Regions from separate parts of the Homo sapiens genome. Here region 2 is linked to region 1. A link is a contact called in ENCODE Hi-C or POLR2A ChIA-PET data. All regions are on one chromosome and are shown on one strand. The core of a region is the stretch at or near the end of the contact, and the rest is flanking DNA. Distances in the headings are between cores, read along the strand shown. Region 1 holds the start of STRA6 (signaling receptor and transporter of retinol STRA6). Region 2 holds the start of CCDC33 (coiled-coil domain containing 33).

Evidence for each region. Hi-C counts contacts between places; a loop is a spot of excess contacts on that map. ChIA-PET counts read pairs that join two places held with the same protein, here RNA polymerase II (POLR2A). Pooled maps may share reads with other maps.
Region 2: a map of Calu3 shows a loop between it and region 1 (2.3-fold over the local background). The contact joins the promoter of CCDC33 here to the promoter of STRA6 in region 1. A Hi-C loop is called at or near these places in 5 of 168 maps with a recorded cell type or tissue (Calu3, DLD1, HCT116 and 2 more) and 4 of 50 pooled maps. POLR2A ChIA-PET finds 5 or more read pairs at or near these places in 14 of 52 experiments (A549, AG04449, AG04450 and 10 more).

What each region holds. Positions count from the first base shown.
Region 1 is chr15:74,200,214-74,205,061 of GRCh38, forward strand. It overlaps STRA6 (signaling receptor and transporter of retinol STRA6), which reads right to left and starts at 2,574. Exons shown (of 19, transcript NM_022369.4): 1 at 2,500-2,574; 2 at 1,942-2,069. The coding sequence starts at 2,054. It also overlaps a transcript of CCDC33 not described here. RefSeq lists enhancers at 1-308, 309-942, 376-435, 2,735-2,904, 2,846-3,479.
Region 2 is chr15:74,235,025-74,239,786 of GRCh38, forward strand. It overlaps CCDC33 (coiled-coil domain containing 33), which reads left to right and starts at 1,302. Exons shown (of 19, transcript NM_025055.5): 1 at 1,302-1,716. The coding sequence starts at 1,696. RefSeq lists enhancers at 3,952-4,547, 4,548-4,762.

The sequences.
Region 1 (4,848 bases), core at 1,324-3,823:
CCATCTCAAAAAATAAATAAATAAAAGTTGGTTAGCATCTCTTTAGGCAAAGAAGGGGAGAGGCAGCTCCAGGTGGAGGGAAGTGCATGAGGAAGCAGAGAGGCAGGCGACAGGCAGCGTGGCTGGGGCTGGGCAGGCCTTCCAGTTTGATTGCAGCCCAGAGGTCAGGTGAGATGAGGTTACAGCAAGCATGGGAGGCCCCAGGAAGCCACTGAGGGTGTTTGAGCCATTGAATGTTCTGGATTTTAGGACATTTCTGTGGCTGACTCCACTGCCATCAGTGTTCATCCACCCCAACTCCAGCCTGAGAGTGCTGGGGCACTGGGCACTCCGGAGTTCTTCAAAGCTCTGATGCAACATGTCCCCAGGGTGTCTGACTCACACAGACAGAGGTGAACCCAAGTTCATTTCCTTGGGATTCCCCTGAGCTCCCAATTTTCTGCTCCCACTTTGAGGGCAGGGGGATGGCAGGCAGCTCAATTGGTTTGGCTAAGTAAGTAGATTCAAACAAATCTCTTTATTCTTATGGATGTCATGCCCTGCAGTGGGAGAAAGAAGCTGAATCTTCTAGATGTCACCCACATGAGGGACTGGACTCCCCATCACCCAGTGCCTGACATACACACAACTTTATTCTGAGACAACAGCTATAGACCACAGCTACATTTACAGGCACCTGGCCCCCAGCCAGTGCCCAGGCCCTGAGGCTCCCAAGGACACAGCTTCAGATTAGAGCCTTCACCTAGGTCAGAAACCATCCTCATGGGTTCCTGGGCCTGTCCTCATTCTGGTCTCTCGCAGGCCACACATACACAGCAGGATATGTGGAGCCCACAGGCTCTCGGTCAGTCAGGCAAGATGAGTGGGGAGCACGCCCTTGCTGACTGCAGGCTATTTTCCAGGTGGTCAGAACCCTGAGTCCTCCAAACAACAGCTCCTTCCCCGAGGCCTGGGTGGAGCCTCTGTCCCTGCTGGATGACCCAAGCCCAGCCAGGCCGCAGCCCCAGCCCCTGGGGAGGCACGCAAGGATTTTTCCTTCTCAAGTTTCAGGTTTTGATGGAGAACAGATGTGCACACATCTGGCTCGGCAACCCCCAGCCTCACCTTTCTACTTCTCCAAACCGTCAGACAGAGCAGGGAGATAAGGGATGGGGCCAGGCCTGGGAACAACAGGGGAGAACTGGCTCTGGGTCCTACACAGGCAAGACATCCTGGCAGGAGGTGGGGGACACAGAAGGGGCCCAGCTCCTCCACCAGGGTGCCCAGACTAAACCCCGGTAGAATGGACCCAGGCAAAGCAGCTGTGGCTGGGTTCTCAGGCCACCCTGGGGCGGGCTGCCTTCCTGCTCCCACCCTCACCTGGGCTGGCCTGAGCACTTCTGCTAAAGGGAATAGGCTCTCCTCATCCTCTGAGACCATCCAAAGACAACAAGGGTGCTTGTTTCCTCAGTGACTTCTCACCAGGCTTTCTCCCTTTGGTTCTCTGCCTTCCCCGAATCCCCCAGCCTGCCCAGAGAACTTGACACTTGGAAACACCACACCCAAATGCTCACCACAGAGACCAATAACCCCTTGAAGGGAGGTCTGCTTGCCTCAACTGCTCTCAGCAGCTTCTCCATCCTGGCTATGGGCCAGAATCACCCAGGGAGCCATCCCTGCAGATCTGAATCATCTGTATTTTTAACACGTCACACATCATACCTAAGGTGACCAGCCTTAGGTGTCTTAACAGCAGGGTGAGGGATGTTGTTCTCATGTAACAGAGGCAGAGACTGAATGAACCCCAGAGAGGCTGTGACTTGCCCAAGGTCACACAGCAAATGAGTGGCAGAGCCAGACCTAGCAGCCCCTGCCCAGGAGCTGCTCCCTGGCCAGTTGCAACCTCTGCCATCACCCCATTCTGATGGCTGACAGAGTGAGGTGGGGTGGTTCCACACTTACCCCTCTGGCTGGAGCTCCTCGCCCCCCTGGGGCTCATCGATGTACCAGCTGCCATAGGAGTAGTCCTCTGTGGCCCCGGGGGAGGTCTGGTTCCCTGCTGGCTGGGACGACATTCTCTGGCCCTTCTCCTTTGACCCCAGGCGAGAGAAAAAAAAAGCCACTACAGATGTGAAAAGAGGCTTAAAAGAGAAAAAAAAAGAAAGAAAGACGGAAAACCCAAACAAAGAAACATTTCTCTTTAATCCTGAAGGTTACTTTCTTACTTTTAGCTCTCTGGGAAAAGCCCGTCTGGGACTGAGGGCCTGAGCAAGCTGGCACGGGAAGAGGACAGGGCCTCTCGTGTCCCCTCCTCCCTTCCCGCCCATCGCACTGGTCCTGCAGAGATAGCTGTCCCCTTGGGGCCCCGGGGCTCCCGCTGGCGCATCTGTCTGACCAACCACCAGCAGGCGTGTGTTCAAAGGACCATTTTCAAAGAAGGCTTGTCCAGTCTGAGCTGCCTAAAGAGACGCCCCTTCCTTCCCCTTTCCCAAGCCCACCTAGACAGACCCACAGACACACCAGAAGGGAGGCCCAGGGAGGAAGGAGTTGCAGAGATGAAAGGGTAGGCAGCCCACGGCCAGCTCCGCACTGCCTGCCTGGGCCCTCCCAGCTGGGCTCCCTTGAGCCCCTCCCCCAGCCTCAGCCTGCCCCTTTCTGGCCCCTTTGGGCCTCGGTGATGGAAATACACCATAATCCTTGACAAAGCCCCCCTCCTGGGGGAGGAGGCCCCAGCACCATTGGCGGCCTGAGCCCTGCAAGGGTGTGGCCAGGAGCCACCCCCACCCCCGCACCTGACTTCACACACATACCTGCCTTCAGCGCCTGCCCCAGAGCTCCCAAGCCCCTGCCCGCCACATCTGCAGTGCCGCACACAGACAGGAGACCAGCATTACAGCAACAACCGAGTGAGACGGACCGCTGGGGCTGGGCTGGGGCGGAGGCAGGGAAGGGGAATCTGTCCGTTTCTTCTCCTAGGGTTTCCATGAAGGAGGCAACATGTGTCTCATTGGTAAACCCTTTTTGTTCCTACAAGTTGATTTCACAAGGAGATAACTCACCCCCACAAGGCGGAAATTAGCTCTTTAAACACAAACCAGACCCACGGGTAGGCAAGAGGAGCCCCGCCTGCCTCCTGCTCCTCCTGGAGTGAGGTTGAGGGTGAGCAAGGGAAGGTCTGGGCCAGGGAGGAGGGCTCCTCCGCATTCTCCCTCCCCAGGAGCAGGACCCTGCCCCAGCCTGGAGGAAGGGGCGAGAGGCAGAAGAAGGTAGAAAGCAGTTCTCAGGCCACTGTCCCTGGTGGAGGTTTAGGCCCCTAAAACTGTGAGGGTCTCTGTCCTTCCAATACCCTACAAGGGGCTTCGGCTTGGACCCTGTCAGCTAAGGCAGTCATTCAACAGCTTTTTTAAGAAGACATTATTCATTTAGTCTTTTAACTTAAATTTATTGAACACACACTATGTGCCAGCACTGTTCTGAGCCCTGAGGCAGGAGAGATGACAGTTCAGCGGGGACACAGCCAGATAACTAAATCCCCTCCAAAGTCTGAGGGTTACAAAGGGAATCACAGGTTGAGCTGGTCTGTACCATGGGAAACCAAATTTAGTCCAAGAGCATTTGGGGATGGGGGGAGATTCCTGAAGAAAAGAACCTTTCCGTGGTGATCTGAAGGGCAGGGGAAAGTCCGCTGAGCAGAGGGTGGCAGGCTCAGGATGGGGATGGGGGTGGGGGAAAGTGTGTTCCCCACAGAGGAAACAGCACGGGTGAAGTCTCAGAGTAGACAGGGCTTGAAATCCTGGAGGCTCTCTTTCAAATTCCCAAGCCTGCAGGGCAGGATTAGGGGCTGAGCACCCTGCTAGCCTGAGTTCCTCCCCCTTCTTCCCAAATGGCCCTTCTTGCAGGAAGAGGGCTCTGTTGCTCTCCACCATCCCACAGAGATATCAGCATCTGCTGACTCAGAGCTGAACCCGAGCTTTATTTGATGTAATGAGGAGCCCACACTGGCCCTTCTGATCCCAGGGATGCGGGAAACTTGCCTTCCAGGCGCGAGTGTGAGCTCCCGGAGGGCGGGACTCTATCCCTCCCACCCCTCCTCCTGCCTTCCCCTGATGCTCAGCGCCTGGCCCTTGGGTAAGAGGGACTTCAGAAATTGAGCTTGGCAAAGCCATTGCTTGTTCTGGCGGCCAGTATTCATTTGTGGGCCTGTCCTATACAGGCGGCTGCTGTGCCCTGAGGTTCACCAGCTGGGCTTCCCAGAGTCCCCGTGCCCACACCAGAGGCCAGCAAGCCCTTCCCTGCTCAGGGGTCTCAGACTGTTACCTTAGGGAGCAGCCAACTCCCATCTGATTTTAAATCCACCTCCAACCATTGGAGTCCAGTTCCAGACAGGGAGCCCACTCCCTCTACAAGGCAGCAGTGTCAGGGGTTAGACATCCTTGCCTATCAGAAACCATGCCCTTTGGCCAGGTGTGGTGGCTTACACTTGTAATCCTAGCACTTTGGGAGGCCGAGGCAGGTGGATCACCTGAGGTCAGGAGTTAGAGACCCAGCCTGGCCAACAAGGCAAAATCCCATCTCTACTAAAAATACAAAAAATTAGCCGGACGTGGTGGCGCACACCTGTAATCCCAGCTACTAGGGAGGCTGAGGCAGGAGAATCGCTTGAACCCAGGGGGCAGAGGTTGCAGTGAGCCAAGATCGTGCCACTGCACTCCAGCCTGGACAAAAGAGGCAAACTCCATCTCAAAAAAAAAGAAAGAAAGAAAGAAAAGAAACCATCCTCTTCCTTGGAGGAAGCCTAACTCTGCCTTCCCCAGGCTGGTTTGGCAGCGAGCAAGATGAGTCAAGGCCTGCACCAAATGGAACCTGATG
Region 2 (4,762 bases), core at 52-2,551, 34 kb after region 1:
AGAGAGACTGGGGGAGCAGCCACTGAGACCTTTCCACACATACACACTGTGCTGGGACATGTTGGCCCACAAGGGAGATAAAGCACAGTGCTCACAGCCAGGCCATTCCTGGTCAGGCCCCCAGCCCCAGAGCCCCAGGAGTACCACTCTTGGCAGGCCTAGACGGGGAGAAAATTAGGAGTGGGGTTCCTGACTACCATCCCCCACCAGTGTCTGGGTGACCTTGGCTGGTCCTTTCAGTTCTAATCAAAAGCAAAGCCTCAGTTTTTCTGTCTCTAAACTGGGGAGAACCACATCCTTGCTGCTGCTCTCTCTGGAGTGGGGGTAGAGAGGGAGGCTGGGAGGCCTCTGCAAAGCCGGAGTCTCCTGCCTCCTGGCTGCCAGGCTGGTCCTGCTCTTCGGCCAGATTAAAAGAATCTCCAACTTGGGGCCCAAAATAGGTAGAAATGAGGCAGGCCACAGGGGCCCCCCAAACACTTCTGAACACTGCCCAGTACCCCAAATCCCTCCTCTTCTAGCCCAGGATTTCTGATCATTCTTCGAAGCCCAGTTCAGACCTCACCTCTCTATAGAGCAACCCCCCACCCCAGGCCAAGGACTAGTCTCTCTTCATTCTGCCATCTCACCTCACCAAAAGCACTTAGGACCCTGCCTGGCGTGCAGCAAATGCTCTTTGTCTTTGTAATAATTTCTTGCAGTGCTCAGAACTGAACCATAATCTTTGGTTCGTACTCTAGTGCCATCACTGACCCATCATGGCTTTCTTTAATTGTTTAATTATAATTTATTTTCAATAATGTAATGAATTTCCATTAACTGACCACCCAATCTAAAAACCCAAAAGTTTAGAATGTATGCTCTTACCCTCTTCTCTCCCCGATCTTCCCACCCACCCTCCAAGAAGAAACCATCCTCTTGAAGTTTGTGTTTATTATTATCAAATAAATGGAAGACTATAGGTACCCAAAGAGGCACGATGGCTGGTAGATTCTTCAACAGAAGTAGCTGTTTTACCGATCAAGCTGCAACACTCTTGAGAGCAGTGTCTGCTTCCTCTTTTGCTGCAGCTTGAGCAGCATGGGGCTGGCCACACCACAGGGTTGGTGGAGACTACTTGAGGCACCAAGAGCAGGAAGGGTGGGGCCTGAGTGCCAGGCGGCAGGTGGAACACAGCTCCAGGAATAGGGAAAAGGGCTTCGCGTTCTAGCTCACTGCACCTGGACAGGTGCCTGTGTGACTTCGGCCCTGCCCTGTGACATCACACAGTGTTGCCCAGGTGACCCAGCTAGGTGGAAGAGCTTATTGTTTTCCAGGCCTGGGCAGAGACAGGGCCCCCCTGCCCCATCTCTCCACCGTCCTAGGTGTGCCAAGAGTCAATTGCCTCATTGCTGACCCTGTCCAGCTGGCCATGGCCCTCAACCCCCAAGGCCCTTCCACCCACAGACCATCTCGCTGCTGAGAGATCCAGGACCTGCTCCCACCTGGCCACCCTCCCCCTCCCCCCACATCCAGGCCCCAGGGCTGGTGTGTGGCACCCCTGAGACCACATTGACCTCCATACTGTCTACTACCCATAAGGACTCCAAGACGCCCAGGCCAGCTGTCTGGGCAGGACTGATTCCTGATCACCCACTGATACCAAGTACTCATCCCCAAGATTGTTAAACAAGGCCAGACACTCCTGGCCTCAAGAGGATGGGACTGAAAAACAAAAAGGTAAGGCCAGGGGCATGGGCCATGCACCTGCATGAATCCGTCCCTCCTTCAAAGTCCTTCCTTCAAAGTTTTGTTTGCTCCTTAATCATGACAAAAGCTTCCCTTCCCTGGGTCTCAGTTTTCACAGCTGTGAAATGGGGAGTGAGGTGGTCTCTGTGGCTCTCCCAGGTTAGCTGCCCTATACTCTTGGGCCACACGGGAACTGGAATGCAGTGTACTTGCAGGTGTTGTCAATGCTGACCACCCTTACCTGGTTGTTTCTGCACTCTTATTGCTGGGGTCACACAGTCTGAGAGCCCACTGAGATGGTTCATTACCCCTGTCCAAGATCTCCCAGGAGATTCCCAGGCTGCTGGCTTGGCAGCCCTGATGCCCCCATTGCCCCCATGCTCTCCAATCCCTGGCCCTGATTTTCTGGGGCCTAGGCCCCTGTCCTGGAACACAGATGCTTGGGTCTCTGAAGAGAAGGGATTTTTGTGTGTTTTGTTGATCACCGTATCCCCAGCACTCAGAACAGTGCCTGGCACATAGTGGGTGCTTAATAAAAAGCTGTGGCCCAGCAGCAGGGCTCTGTCAGGAAGGGACTAGAATCTCAGTGTGATGAGATGTAAACAGTTGAATGTAAGGGACCCCTTACCTTCCTCTCACTAGCAAGGCTGAGCCCCTGCCCTAGATGGTGTTAACCCACAGGGATAGCAGAAGGAGCTGAGACCAAAGGCACACAGATACTTGCAAATGGGGGATACCCTCTTTGTAGTTACACTCAGGTTGAATAAGCCAAATAGCTGGGGGTGCCCAGGCCCTAGTGTGATTTCCACTTCATTACTCTTGATTTTGATGTCTCTGGTTCCTGATGTTCTCTGCCCACAGCTGCCCCCCACCCCCTGCAGACTCTGCCCTCCCCATTAAGCCTCTTTCTGTAATGCCACACACTCAGAACCGGTCACCAGGTTGACCTGGCACCCTAAGCTGCCAGCTGGTCCCCACCTGCCCCACAGAGCTGGATTTGGGGATCTGGGGAGTGTGCGTGGGAGTCCTGAGGAGGAGCCAAGGTTGCTTTGATTAGTAGCTTTGAGAAGCGCTTTTGATAGCTGGGTAGAATCGCCTATAAGGATGCTCATCATGGCCGGGGGTGGTGGCTCACGCCTGTAATCCCAGCACTTGGCGAGGCCGAGGCAGGAGTTTGAGACCAGCCTGGCCAACATGGTGAAACCCCATCTCTACTAAAAATACAAAAATTAGCTGGGTGTGTTGGTGCACGTCTGTAATCCCAGTTACTCAGGATGCTGAGGCAGGAGAATCGCTTGAACCTGGGAGGCAGATGTTGCAGTGAGCCGAGATCACGCCACTGCCCTCCAGCCTGGGCAACAGTGTGAGATTCTGCCTCAAAAATAAAAGGACGTTGGCCAGGCCTGGTGTCTCACTCCTGTAATCCCAGCACTTTGGGAGGCCAAGGCAGAAGTTCGAGACCAGTCTGGCCAACATGGTGAAACCCCGTCTGTACTAAAAATACAAAAATTAACCAGGCGTGGTAGCGGGCACCTGTAATCCCAGCTACTCGGGAGGCTGAGACAGGAGAATTGCTTGAACCCAGGAGGCGGAGGTTGCAGTGAGCCGAGATAGCACCACAGCACTCCAGCCTGAGCAACAAAGAGCAAAACTCCATCTCAAAAAAAAAAAAAAAAAGGATGCTCATCATGTATATATAATACATATTTGTGTTTCTTCTTTTGTGAATCCCCAGTTCATGTTTTTTAAATTGGATAATGTTTATAGGTTTCAGTGCTCTTTGTATACTAGGGATATTAATCCTTTTTTAAATATGCAGCAAACATTTTCTCCTTTTTTTCTTTTCTTTGTATTGCAGGGCATTTTGGACCATTATAGAAGTTAGTATAGATTTTTAAAATGTAATCAAACCTATCCCTTTTTAATGATTTCTGACTTTTGTGTCATCTTTTGGAATGCTTCTCTGCTCCAAAGAACATAATTCCTCTTGCTGCCACCAATGGATACTCAGATTATGAGTTCAGGGGGGCATCCACTGTGGAGCAGAGAAGGGATCCACATCCAAGGAAGCATGGTTAGAGCACAGCAGAGACAGCAAGAGTGTGGGGTCAGACAGACCCAGCTTCCAGTTCCAGCCCTGGCCTCACTAGCTAAGCTGTGTGCTTTCATACAAGAGGTTTACTTTCTCTGAGTGTGCTTCCTCACCTGTGAAAGAGCTTTCCCCTGGCCGCCATAACTCTCAGGCAAGTTTAGATGTTGAAACTAGAAGGAACATGGGGGACCATTTTTAACTGAAAGTCCTTGTGAAACTGCTGGGAAATAGCCCCACTGCAGTCAAGTAACTTGCCCAAATGACAGATCCGGGCAGCCAGGCACCCTGCCTCCCAGCCCAGCCCCGCTCCAGCTAGTGTGACTTTTCAGACACACGGCCCTTCTAGAGGGCAGAACTGGGCTCAGCTCCTCAGGCCTCCCAGGCTGCTGGAGGATAGGGAGGAGTGGGTGGAAGAGTTTGTCTCCTTCCATCTCTCTCCCCACCAGAACCAAGTTAAGCACCCCCCAACCCACCCGCGGGAGCTGAATTCAAGGACCATTAACTCCCTGTTGTTCCTACCTCCTCCTCTCACCCTAGCCCTTCCCCCCAGCACATGGATCCAAAAATGCCCTAAGTGATGGGCAGTCCTAGTTCCCCTGCAACATCTGCTGGCTAATCCTGGCCTATTGAGGGCAAGGCTGCCTGTCTGTTTGGATAAGGGCACTGGAGTTAGCAGCTTCCAATCTTGCCAGGCCCAGTGGAGTAGCTGAGAGTGCTGAGCTTTGGAATCAGGCTTGCTTCGGTGCTCACAGCCCAGCCTCTCATCCACTGGCTGTGTGGCCTTGGGCAGGTAAACTGGCCAAACCCCTGCCTGGAAAAGCTGCCTGCTGATCTCTGCACCCTAGCAGTGTTGGGTGGGTTAAGTGAGAGGGAGCCTGAGAAGCTGATGGTGAGCATCCAGCTTTGCTCCCAGCCAAGAGGAGGCATGAATTCCCTCCCCAGGGC